Regions from separate parts of the Homo sapiens genome. Here all the other regions are linked to region 3. A link is a contact called in ENCODE Hi-C or POLR2A ChIA-PET data. All regions are on one chromosome and are shown on one strand. Each heading gives the region's core, a stretch centred on a gene start or an enhancer-like site at or near the end of the contact. The rest is flanking DNA. Distances are from core to core; before and after follow the strand shown.

The links. A loop is a pair of places that touch in the nucleus more often than their neighbours do. ChIA-PET counts read pairs that join two places held with the same protein, here RNA polymerase II (POLR2A). Pooled maps may share reads with other maps.
Region 1: a map of dorsolateral prefrontal cortex shows a loop between it and region 3 (2.9-fold over the local background). The contact joins two enhancer-like sites. A Hi-C loop is called at or near these places in 1 of 168 maps with a recorded cell type or tissue (dorsolateral prefrontal cortex), 4 of 37 single-sample maps with no recorded cell type and 11 of 50 pooled maps. POLR2A ChIA-PET finds 5 or more read pairs at or near these places in 1 of 52 experiments (naive thymus-derived CD4-positive, alpha-beta T cell).
Region 2: a loop to region 3 is called in a pooled map, with 3 times the contacts of the local background. The contact joins two enhancer-like sites. A Hi-C loop is called at or near these places in 5 of 37 single-sample maps with no recorded cell type and 12 of 50 pooled maps. POLR2A ChIA-PET finds 5 or more read pairs at or near these places in 1 of 52 experiments (activated CD8-positive, alpha-beta T cell).
Region 4: a map of natural killer cell shows a loop between it and region 3 (5-fold over the local background). The contact joins the promoter of SERTAD2 here to the enhancer-like site in region 3. A Hi-C loop is called at or near these places in 13 of 168 maps with a recorded cell type or tissue (B cell, CD4-positive, alpha-beta T cell, CD4-positive, alpha-beta memory T cell and 10 more), 16 of 37 single-sample maps with no recorded cell type and 23 of 50 pooled maps. POLR2A ChIA-PET finds 5 or more read pairs at or near these places in 8 of 52 experiments (A673, CD4-positive, alpha-beta T cell, CD4-positive, alpha-beta memory T cell and 5 more).

The regions. Positions count from the first base shown.
Region 1 is chr2:63,887,552-63,890,251 of GRCh38, forward strand. UGP2 (UDP-glucose pyrophosphorylase 2) reads left to right here. Exons shown (of 10, transcript NM_006759.4): 8 at 1-93; 9 at 2,530-2,634. Among named protein-coding and RNA genes, the nearest start is that of UGP2, 47 kb to the left of the region's middle. RefSeq lists a silencer at 1,264-1,558. Within about 2 kb of position 1,425, at least 3 of the 41 ENCODE cell types and tissues checked have a DNase peak (open chromatin) inside an H3K27ac peak, as active enhancers do.
Region 2 is chr2:63,984,195-63,986,894 of GRCh38, forward strand. The region is part of intron 1 of VPS54 (VPS54 subunit of GARP complex); the gene reads right to left. Among named protein-coding and RNA genes, the nearest start is that of VPS54, 34 kb to the right of the region's middle. Within about 2 kb of position 1,302, at least 2 of the 41 ENCODE cell types and tissues checked have a DNase peak (open chromatin) inside an H3K27ac peak, as active enhancers do.
Region 3 is chr2:64,326,686-64,329,436 of GRCh38, forward strand. No RefSeq gene overlaps it. Among named protein-coding and RNA genes, the nearest start is that of MIR4433A, 13 kb to the right of the region's middle. RefSeq lists an enhancer at 1,194-1,353. Within about 2 kb of position 1,411, at least 24 of the 41 ENCODE cell types and tissues checked have a DNase peak (open chromatin) inside an H3K27ac peak, as active enhancers do; they include B cell, CD4-positive, alpha-beta T cell, CD8-positive, alpha-beta T cell and 3 more, where a contact is called at or near this core.
Region 4 is chr2:64,652,561-64,655,260 of GRCh38, forward strand. SERTAD2 (SERTA domain containing 2) reads right to left here and starts at 1,353. Exons shown (of 2, transcript NM_014755.3): 1 at 1,060-1,353. It overlaps LOC124907776, which reads left to right and starts at 1,511. Exons shown (of 1, transcript XM_047446580.1): 1 at 1,511-2,663. The coding sequence starts at 1,720. The coding sequence ends at 2,151. RefSeq lists silencers at 317-396, 697-1,026, 1,135-1,429, 1,167-1,986.

The DNA.
Region 1 (2,700 bases), core at 175-2,674, 440 kb before region 3:
CTCTATAGTCTTAATGCAGGATCTCTGACAATGAGTGAAAAGCGGGAATTTCCTACAGTGCCCTTGGTTAAATTAGGCAGTTCTTTTACGAAGGTACGTAACTATAAAGATATGTGAGTTCATATTTCTTAAATGTGTAATTATAAAGATATGATATACATGTGAATTGGAGACTAATTACAGTCTCTACCACTGACCTGTTGTATTCCTCTGTCTTTGATACCTTTTAAAGGGAATTGACCATAGAAGATAAATATTTTACTTCACATTTGAAACATGATTGCCATATGGAGAGTAGAAAATAATCTTTAAATTTTGGGGCATTTTATCTTCTGTCTCTTCCAAGACCAGTACTGCTTTCATCAGTGGGAAAAGGTTAATTCTGGCTTAACAAATACTTATTGAATGCCTATCATGTACTGGGCAGTGTTCTAGGTTCTAGGGATTTAGCAGTAAACAAAACAGACTAAATCTTTGTCTTCACGGAATTGACATTCTAGTGGGGAAAGGATGATAAGTAAGTAAATGTATGATATACCAAGTGGTGGAAAATGCTATGGAGAAACAAAGCAAGGGTGGAGAATAGGGAATGCCTGGGGAGGTGGCGGGGTGGTGTTGATGGTGTAATTTTACATTGAGTGGCCACAGGCAGCCTCATTGAGTTGATTGAGTCTGACAAATCGGTATCTAGTGCAAAAAGTGTTCTAGACAGGTGGAATAGCAAGTACAGTACATCCTCAGTGTCATCAGTATGTTCTTGGAAACTGCCACAGTAAGCAGAACAATGTGTAACACATTTTGCCATAGGCTAATTGATATAAACAAGAGTTCAGTTCCTACAGTTTATTTCTGGTCACAAAAATATCACCAAATTTTAAAAACAAAACACTTCTAATATTAAACTCTGAAATAAATGTGAGCTGTACATACATTGATTAATAAAAACAAGATAATTCTTGACTCACTTATTCCAGTTCAGGTTCACTGGTGACCAGAGCTTATCCCGGCAGCTCAGGGCACAAGGCAGGAGCCAACCCTGCACAGGCCGCCATCCCATCTCAGGGCACACTCACACATATCCACACTCATACTGGGACCATGTAGACACACCAGTTCACCTAACATGCACATCTTTGGGATGTGGGAAGAAACCAGAATAGTTGGAGAAAACCCACACAGATGTGGGGAGAACGTGCAAACTCCACACAGACAGTAGCCCTGGCTGGCAATCCTTTTTTTCCCCTCATCAGCGTTATAACAAAGTAACATTGAACAAAACAGCACTATCTGTGGACCTGCTGTAAAACTCCAACCTAGCCTGATAAGTGAAATCCAAAAAATTTAATCAATGAAATGTGACACTGTGAGCCTTTGTGGTTGGCCTATGGGGTCCTGCTCTGCCATCCAAGTCTGTTTTAGTCCACAGCAGGTGTGGTTTGGTGCCACCTGCTGTGGATGTGTAGAATGCAGATGGGGAATTAGAAACTATGAATGCATGTGTCCTCAGAGTCAAATGAAGAAAATATTTCAAGTGGGATTGATCATGTGTCAAATGCTGCTGCTGATTCAAGTAAGATGAGAATTAGATTTATCAGTATGGAGGTTTGGGAGCCTCACAGGCATGGATTTAAAAGAGAATGAAAAACGAGGAATTGGAGATATGAATATCGAAAACTCAAGAGTTTTGCCTTAAAGAGAAACAGAGAAATGGGGCTATAGGTAGAAAGGAATATAGGATTTGAGTTTTTGTTTTTTTTTAATGGGAGGATGTTTATACATTAATGGGAATGCAGTCAGGAGGGAAAAAAGACTGAAGAGGGAGAGTTGCTGAAACAACACTTGATAGGCCATAAGAAGGGATCTGATGAACAAATGGAGAGGCTGGCTTTAAGTAGGAATAGAAGCAGTCCAATTCCAGTACTAGGAAGGCAGAGTAATGGGCAATGGGGGCAAAGTAGTGGTGGTGGTGGATGGAAACAAGTGGAAGTTTTCTAATTGCTCCCATTTTCCCAGCAAAATAGGAAACGGGGTCACATAGGACAATCTCTAGTGCTTGTAAATCTAAGGAAATAAAAAGACAAAGATGGTGATAACATAATAATTTGTGCTGTTGCTCTTCCTAAAATGTGCTCTAATTTTTCAGAATCCGACCTATCCACTAAAGTCCAGCTCCAGTCTAGCCTGCTTCAAAGCATGATCTCTTTTTTTCAGTTAAATTCAGATTGTGTGAACTATTCATCTGGCTCTTGGCATGTTGATTATCTTTAAAAAAAAAAAGAAAAAAAACCCTTAGATCTGCTCAACTATCTTGTAAATTGCTTGGTGTAAAAACAATGTTTGTAGCTCCTGGTCTTTCCTGCACGGCATTTAGCATATAATGAGTGCTTAATAAGTAGGTGCTTCCCACAGAGGACCTGAGCTTTGCCAAAAAAGGTTTCTACAGTTCAGTTAAACTTTCTTGTTAATATTTTTCCTGTCTTTCTTTGAACCCATTTGAGACAAATTTTTATGTTTCTCCTTTTCTGTAAGGTTCAAGATTATCTAAGAAGATTTGAAAGTATACCAGATATGCTTGAATTGGATCACCTCACAGTTTCAGGAGATGTGACATTTGGAAAAAATGTTTCATTAAAGGTATGTTGTTACAATGAAAATTATATTTCTTACAGCTTACAATATAGGTCTCATTTTCTAGTCATA
Region 2 (2,700 bases), core at 52-2,551, 340 kb before region 3:
GTTATTTGTCCCCATTTTTAAAAAAGTGAAACACCCTTAATATTTTATTCAAAGTACAAAAAATACCAAGGTTGTACCCAACATATATTAAAGATTAAAAACACTCTATTCATTCAGCAAGTACACAGTAGTTATGCATTATAGCAAAACAGATAAGTGCATGGGTTTTGAAGTATCCCTGCTTAGGTCCATCTATGTTTACTCACTAGTGGTGAGGAAATTTACTTAACCTTTATGTATCTGTCTTTCCTCATCAGTGAAATGGAGATGAAACGAGATCTTATCTCATCAACATCCTGTTACCAATTATGAGAATGGACATAATAAGTAAAGCATTTAAAATAATGTCTGCCTCAGAGTTAGTATTCAGAGGTTACTGTCATTGTAATTATTACTATGATGTGACTGCTACATAGTAATATAATGATTAAAAAATAAATAGTAATTAAATTCTTTAAAAAGGAAGTGTCATTCTTCAAAGAGCTTGCAACTGTATTAAGTAATTAAAACAAATATATGTAAGCAAAACACAAGTTAACCTATGTCTACATTTTAAAGTAAATACTGAAATAATTTGTGGAGCAAGACAACATAATACAGGCTACAGGGTCAGGTAAGACTTTATAAATGAAGCAATATTGAAACTGGACACTAAAGAACATGCATTGTTTTACTACTGAAATGTTTAGAGATCACCTAGTCTAAGTTCTCTCAAAACAGAGAAGAATAGAAAGGCCCAGAAAGAATATGAGGTTTAACAAGTCTAAAAAAACAAAACAAAACAAAAAGCCAAGTTAGAAAATCTGGCAAAAAGATAAATAAGAGTAGGAAATGGGGAGCAGAGGCTGGCACAGTGGCTCATGCTTGTAAATCTCAGCACTTTGGGAGGCCAAAGCAGGCGGATTACTTGAGTCCTGGAGTTCAAGGCCAGCCTGAACGACATGATGAAACCTCGTATCTATAAAAATTACAAAAATTAGCTGGGCGTGGTGGTGCATGCCTGTAGTCCAGTTACTCAGAAGGCTGAGGTGAGAGGATTGCTTGAGCCTAGGAGGCAGAGGTTGCAGTGAGCCAAGATCACGCCACTATACTCCAGCCTGGGCAACATGGTGAGACCCCGTCTCAAACAAACAAACAATAAATAAAAAATAAGGAGCAGAGATATGAGGCAAGAACCCATGACAAATAGTTCATCTGTTCTAACTTCCCTCTAGTTTGCTGGAAAACTAAAAATATGTATCTGTCTCAGTACTTTCAAAGCAAAGGAAACATAACCAAATATACCATTCACTGAAACAGTAAGAAACAAGCTGCTTTAAAAATACACAAAGATAAACAACTTCCTCAAGGTGCTTAAACAGAAAGCCTACAATAACATGAACAAAAGATAATGAACACTGAATAATCAATCATAAGACTAAGGAACTGACTATAGTGGAAACTGACCTAAGTGAAATGTTTACACTGGGAAGAAGTGACAAATTATACACACACACACACACACACACACACACACACACACACAGTATAGTTAAATTGTAGTTGGTTCTCTATGCAATAAGGAGACATCAGAGGTTTGGTGGCAAAAGTTCTGTGATGAAAATGCTATTTTGGGAAAATTAAGAGTCTTTGAAAGGCCTCTGTCATTTATATCCACACACATTAAGTGTATGGTTGTTTCTGTATAAAAGTTTACACATATTTAAGAGAGATAAACATGTATCTTTATCTAAAGGATAATACACATACTTATCTAAAGGGTAAGAAACACTGTACAACACAGAAACACTGTACTAAGTGATAAAGACAATTCTACATTTAAGATTGACCATGTTAACTTTCTCATTAATCAAATAAAACAGCAAAAAACATTTTTGAAACTTTTTCAATTTTTGTGAGTACACAGTAGGTATTTATCCTTTGTGTTACTATCAAATTATACTTTTAGTTATTTTAAAATGTACAATAAAAATGACTTTTTACTCTAATCACCCTGTTAGGCAAGCAAATACTAGGTCTTATTCATTCTTTCTATTTTTCTGTACCTATTAACCACCACTACCTTCTCCTCCAGGCCCCCTTCCCCCACACTTATCCTTCCAGGCCTCTGGTAACCATCACTCGAGTTTCAATTATTTTCATTTTTAGCTCCCACAAATAAGGGAGAACATGTGAAGTTTCTCATTCTGTGCCTGGCTTACATAGTGACCTCCACTTCCATCCATCTGTTGCAAATGACAAGATCTCATCCTTTTCTATGGCTGAATAGTTCTCTATTGTGTATATGTACCACATTTTCTTTACTCATTCGTCTGTTGATGGACATTTCAGCTGTTCCAAATCGAGGCTATTGTGAATACTGCTGCAATAAATATGGATATCTCTTCAATATACTGATTTCATTTATTGTATATTCTTAGGAGTGGGAATGCTGGATCATACAGCTCCGTTTTCAGTTTTTCGAGGGACCTCCAAACTGCTCTCCACGGTGATTGTACTAATTTACATTACCACTAACCGTATGAGGGTTCCCTATTCTCCACATCTTCGCAAGCACTTCTTAATGCCTGTCTTTTGGATAAATGCCATTTTAACTGGGGTGAGATAGCTCATTGTACTTCTGATTTGCATTCCTCTGATGATAAATACACCCATGTGCCATTTGCATGTTTTCTCTTGAGTAATATCTATTCAGATATT
Region 3 (2,751 bases), core at 161-2,660:
TCTTGGCAGGCACAGAGGGGTGTAGCAGTGAGGTGAGTGGGCGGGGAGGGGGTGCATTTTTTGCTAGTGTGCCCAGTTTTGTTGACAAAAACGGTAGCATCTGAGCAGGACCTTGACCAGCTGGTGGGATGCAGGGTGAGTGATATGCGCAAGATGTGGTCCTGGGCCAGCACCATCAGCATCGTCTGGGAACTTGTTAGAAAGGCAGAGTCTTGGCCAGGCGTGGTGGCTCACGCCTGTAATCCCAGCTCTTTGGGAAGCCGAGGCGGGCGGATCACAAGGTCAGGAGATCGCGACCATCCTGGCTAACGTGGTGAAACCCCATCTCTACTAAAATACAAAAAATTAGCCAAGTGTGGTGGCATGTGCCTGTAGTCCCAGCTACTCAGGAGGCTGAGGCAGGGGAATCGCTTGAACCCGGGAGGCAGAGGTTGCAGTGAGCCGAGATCGGCCCAGTGCACTCCAGCCTGGCAACATGGGACCAGGCGGGCAAGGCAGGCAGGCATCTGATTGCAGGATCCCCAATACCAGATTTTAGAATCATGTCATTTTTCCATACCACTGAGAAGCTCCTGAAAGTTTTTGAAGAAGAGTGAGTCATTCATTTATTCACTCAGCTAATATTTATCAAGCACCTACCACGTGCCAGGCCCTACACTGGGCACCAAGATCCAACAGTCAACGTGCCCACATTAGCTAAGGGCAACTTTTAAGCAAGGGCTTATTCAGAGACAAGATTGCTATTGTCTGTGTTTTCCATCTGATTTGCGAATGGAACATACACCTGCTGTGCTCTCCAGAAACAACTCTGCTGCTTGTCTCTGACAGAAGCGCTTCAGTTGAGCATTTATGGAAGTTTCTAACAGTGGTGATGTGAATGGATGACAGAAAGCAGGCGCGTGCGCACACGCAGTTTTCAAAGGCTGGGGGCCAGTGGGAGAACGCATTTTCTTTCAGGTCTGTGCTGCCTGCCAGGGAGCTGCTGTTCTCGTGCGGCATCTTAAGATGGCCCTGGCAGCCTTTGGCTTTTGCCTTGTGAGGGTCAATGGGCTTCAGGTGTTTCTGTGTTGATCTAACAGTTTCAGGAAGCCGTGGGCTGGGAGGGTGGGGGTGAGCGAGGGGAGGAGTGGGGAAGGGAAGGAGGAAGGCTGTGGGTAGCTTCTCTTCTGTTCTCACATGACAGCTCTGATGAAATTAGAGTGTGATCTCAAAGACAAGCTGGTCTTTTCATCTGAATTAAATGAAATAGGCCAATATGCTCTTCTAGAAGATCAAACATACCCAGGACAATGTTCAATCCTCTTTCTTTGTCCCACTTTGGGACAAAAACCAAACTGGGGAAAAGAACGGGGAGGCTGGAGCGCCTGCTGGGGCCCCTTCTCTGCCCACACGGCTCCTCTTGGGTTCTGGGCAGGCTGAGCTTAGCGGGCATTGCCCTCTGCTGGGGCATATCAGGAGAAATGAGCTAAGGCCAGGGGTGGTCCTATCAGGTGGCAGAGGACAGGATTTGGACGAGTCGCAGGGCTATTACTGATGGAGATTTAGCACTCTGGCCTCTGAGAAAACAGCCAGGTTTCTGATCTGCCCAAGCCCTCTGTCTCTCCTGTCAGGGGCCTTCTCAGCACCCCCTAAACATTCCAATTCCTCTCCTACTCCAGTCTATTCCCTTCTTTCTCTGAATGGTCCATAGCTTATCCCAGGTCTGTGGGCAGAGGGGAAAGAAACAGAAGGGAGAGCTGAGAAATCTCTCCCGCCCAGCACAGTCGGTATCACAAGCTCTGTGTCCGGTTTCCTTGTCCTATATTTGGTAACACGACAGTGGCCTTTCTGACTGATGCGAGCCCCTGTTCTCTTCACTCCCTGGGGATTGCTGATAGGAGGCCAGCATTTCAGTAGGCAGCGCATCATCAGCCCTACCACGGATCTTATTTTAAACTAATTACATTACTGAAGGGTGGGTAGGAGGGAGGAGAAGGGGTAATTATAACCGGGGAATTTTTTTTTAAAGGCCTAGTTTCAAAAATCTCAGACTTAATTTAGTAAATTTCAATTACAGAGAGTTACTAAGCTGAAGATCATTTGCATTACATCCTTAATTACTACTTCATTTGTATCTGAGATCATCAATAGAGATTCTTGGGAATGTGTACTTGGAATAAGTGATTGATCCTAATGAGGCCTTTGTTCCTCCCAAGCCTCACTTAGGAAGCTATTTCTTCCCTCTTGCAGAGGCACAGAGTTTGCCAAGCCAGGTGGAGACACCCTAAACTAGAAATGGAGCCTGAGGTTTTCAAACTGGTTTTGCCAGAGGCTGCAAGACTCTAAGCTCTGTCCTGATGTTCCCCAACAGGCATTAATTGCTCTCCCCTGAATGCATTAGCACTGCCAGACTATTACGGATGATTAGCCTCCGTGCCCAGCTACAAACGTCCATCTTTCTTAGTTGGTAGCAGAGGAAATAGCCTTTTAGGACCTTCTCCTTGCACAGGATGGATGCCGTCCTGGACCTTCCTGCTTCTGCGTTTCCCGCCACCTTTAAAGAAAGTGCATCCAGCAGTCCTGGCCACTGGGTCTTTATTGGAAAAGCTGTTTTCCAAGATGATTTAACTCTGAAAAAAAAAATGAAAAGCCCACAAGAACTGAAGACCCTGTGTGCGTGTGTGTGAGTCTGTATTAAGACCCCTTTTATAGGAGACAGACTCCTTTTGGGGAAGAGGGAGAGGTAGGGAAAGGACGAAGTGAGTAAAGGCA
Region 4 (2,700 bases), core at 103-2,602, 330 kb after region 3:
CATGAACAAAGCTTGAAAACATGTACTCTCTACCCTAAGCCCAACTGAGGCTGCCCAATTCGATTCAAATAAAAACTGCTGTGGTCTGAGGCTGGCTGTCTCACTCTGCTGACTGTCCTCCCCATTCAGTGTCTGTGAAAACTTACTTTCTACCTCCTGAAACGACTCGGCTTGCAAGCAAAAAGTTATTCCAATGCAAACTATACCTGATATTTTCGTGAAACTTAGAAACTAAACCTAAAACTCGACTCCCATCGCAATCTATTACTACCACTTCTGCTAAAGGTAACTTATAGCCAAGAAAACAAAACAAAATACGATTTTCTGTCCATGTAGTGGCCCTGTGACGACACCCCCTCTCTTACTGGTACAAAGTCTAGGGCTTGGGACAGCTGGCTCCCCTCAGCCCCCTCCCTTTCAGTCATAGGCGGTTACCACGAAGATGACTTGTAGATTTCTAACTTAAAAACCAACGAGACGTTAAGTTTAATATACATGTAGATCCCAAATCAATTCATTTGGGCATGGACGAAAGAAAAGAGGGTGGAGAGGAAGGTTTTCAACATTATTAAAAAAAACACCGGGAAATTCACAAAAACGCACTACAGTAAGTTGGATGCAAACCCGGCCACGGAACTCAAAAGTGAAGCAGCCTTCGCGCCAGCAATCCGAGCCTTAAAAAAAGTCTCGCACGTTCACAACAACACAACCGCCACAACGCGCACACACATCCCAGCTGTAGAGGCGACAGCTCCAGGCGCCCCCGCCCGCCGCTCGGCTCTCCGAGCTCCCGACCCCCTCCTGACCCCGGCCCTGCCCCCCAGCGGCTCAGCCCGCAGGCGCCGGGGGTCCGAGAGCGCGGGGCCCGGACCGGGGCCGCGGGAGGGAGCGCTCCTCCCGTACCTGCTCCGTCCCCGGCTCCCTCCCGCGGCGGCGCCCGGCCCCTCCTCCGCCCTCCGGGCTCTCCCAGCCCTGGCCGAGTCCCAACACCGGCCCCCCATCCACCCGGAGCCCCCCGCGCCCGCGGATCCCCTCCAGCCCGACGCCGGGAGAACTTACCACATGCAGCTCCACCTGGGAACTAACGCATCAGGAGGGGTTTCCGCCCACTCCTCAGCTACTCCCGCTCCATGCGGAGTGCCCCGCTCCAGGGGCCCGAGGGTGGCGCCGGGGAGCGGGCAGCAGGCGAGGCTGAAGCTAAGACTCCGCCGTTCTCTGCCTGCGCGCCCCGAGCATTATACAATGGTGGAGGCGGCGGCGGCAGGCAGCGGAGGAGGAAGCAGGAGGCGGGCGGAGGGGGCGCCCTGACCGAGCGAGCGGTACGTCGTGCTCCAGCACTCGCCGTGCAGGAGTGACGTGCGGCCCGCGAGCCTCCCGCGAGCTCCGGGCCCCGGCGCCGCAGGCCCCGCCCCTGGCCGCCCGACCCCGCCCCCGCCGGCCCCGCCCCGGCCCGCCTCTCCCCGGCGGTCCCGGGAGGCGCGATAAAGGCCGGGGCCGGCCGCGGCCGGCCGCGGCCGCAGGAGGAGCAGGAAGGGGCGGCGGGGCGCAGTGGGCGCCTGGTGGCAGCGCCGCCCCCAGCTCCCTGCCGGGCCGGCGCGCCCCTGATTTTCTCGTAAGGACGGGCTGAAAGAGGAGGGGAGACAGAAGGAGACACTCCGGCCCGAGGACCACCACTGCCACTAGTAACGCCCCCTACACACTCTAGAAGTGCTCAGGCGAATGACGAAGCGGCTGGTGACAAAGGCGGCGGCGAGTGCAGCGCGTGCACAGCCCGCGGAGCCGCGCGACCGCAAATATGACAAGCATTTGAGCTATTTGGCAACGTGGGGCCGGTCAGCGGGGCGGGCAGGGTCCCCGCGGGGGGCGAGGGGCAGAGAGCTGGCCCGGGCGCCCGTCTCGCTGCCTGCAGGGGTTCCTGGGCGGGGGTCCGCTGCGGGACACTCCTCCGAGGCCCGCACTGGTCCGAACGGCAGGATGGGGGCTCCAGCCGTGAGCCGGGGACAGAAAAAGTCCCTTGCCCGCGTGGCCTCAGCCCGACACGAGAAGTGGGTCACCAAGTCCACGGCACTTTGGGAGCCGGACCGAACGAGTTGCATCCTTCGGGGCCGGCCGGGGCTCGGTGCAGACCCGGCAGGAGGGAAGCCAAGCTAGGAGACGCAGCCAGGTCGGAGGCGCAGTCCTCTGCCCACAAGTTTCACATTGATAGCCTTTCCCTCCCGTGGAGTAAGCTTATGCTTGGAACTACTTAAATTTACCAGGGAAATTTATACTAGTTGGAAGAGAATGTGTGTATGCCCAAATGGTGAGAATTTAAGAGCACTAGGGAAAGAGGCCAGATAGATGGTTCCACTGGAAAATTAATGATTATTTTAAAAATTACACGTGCATTCAGCGTCAAGATGTAAAAGGCAATGCAGGCAGGCACCTTAAAATTTTGGCTGCCACCCCAATCAATATCATTTCAGATCACTTTGGAGTTTAATGGTCCACTATACTAGTTGTATTTAAGAATAATAAAGCTTTAAGACCTAACATAAAGGCGATTGTAAGTCGTTAACATCAAGAGAAATTTAGACTTGTTTAAACTGTTCTGTAATGATTTGTTATCAATCAAATTGATGATCTCATCGAAATTAAACTTGTGCTGAAATGTTGATAGAGGAGACAACGCTTCTTGTTTTATCTTTAAGGAGGATGGAA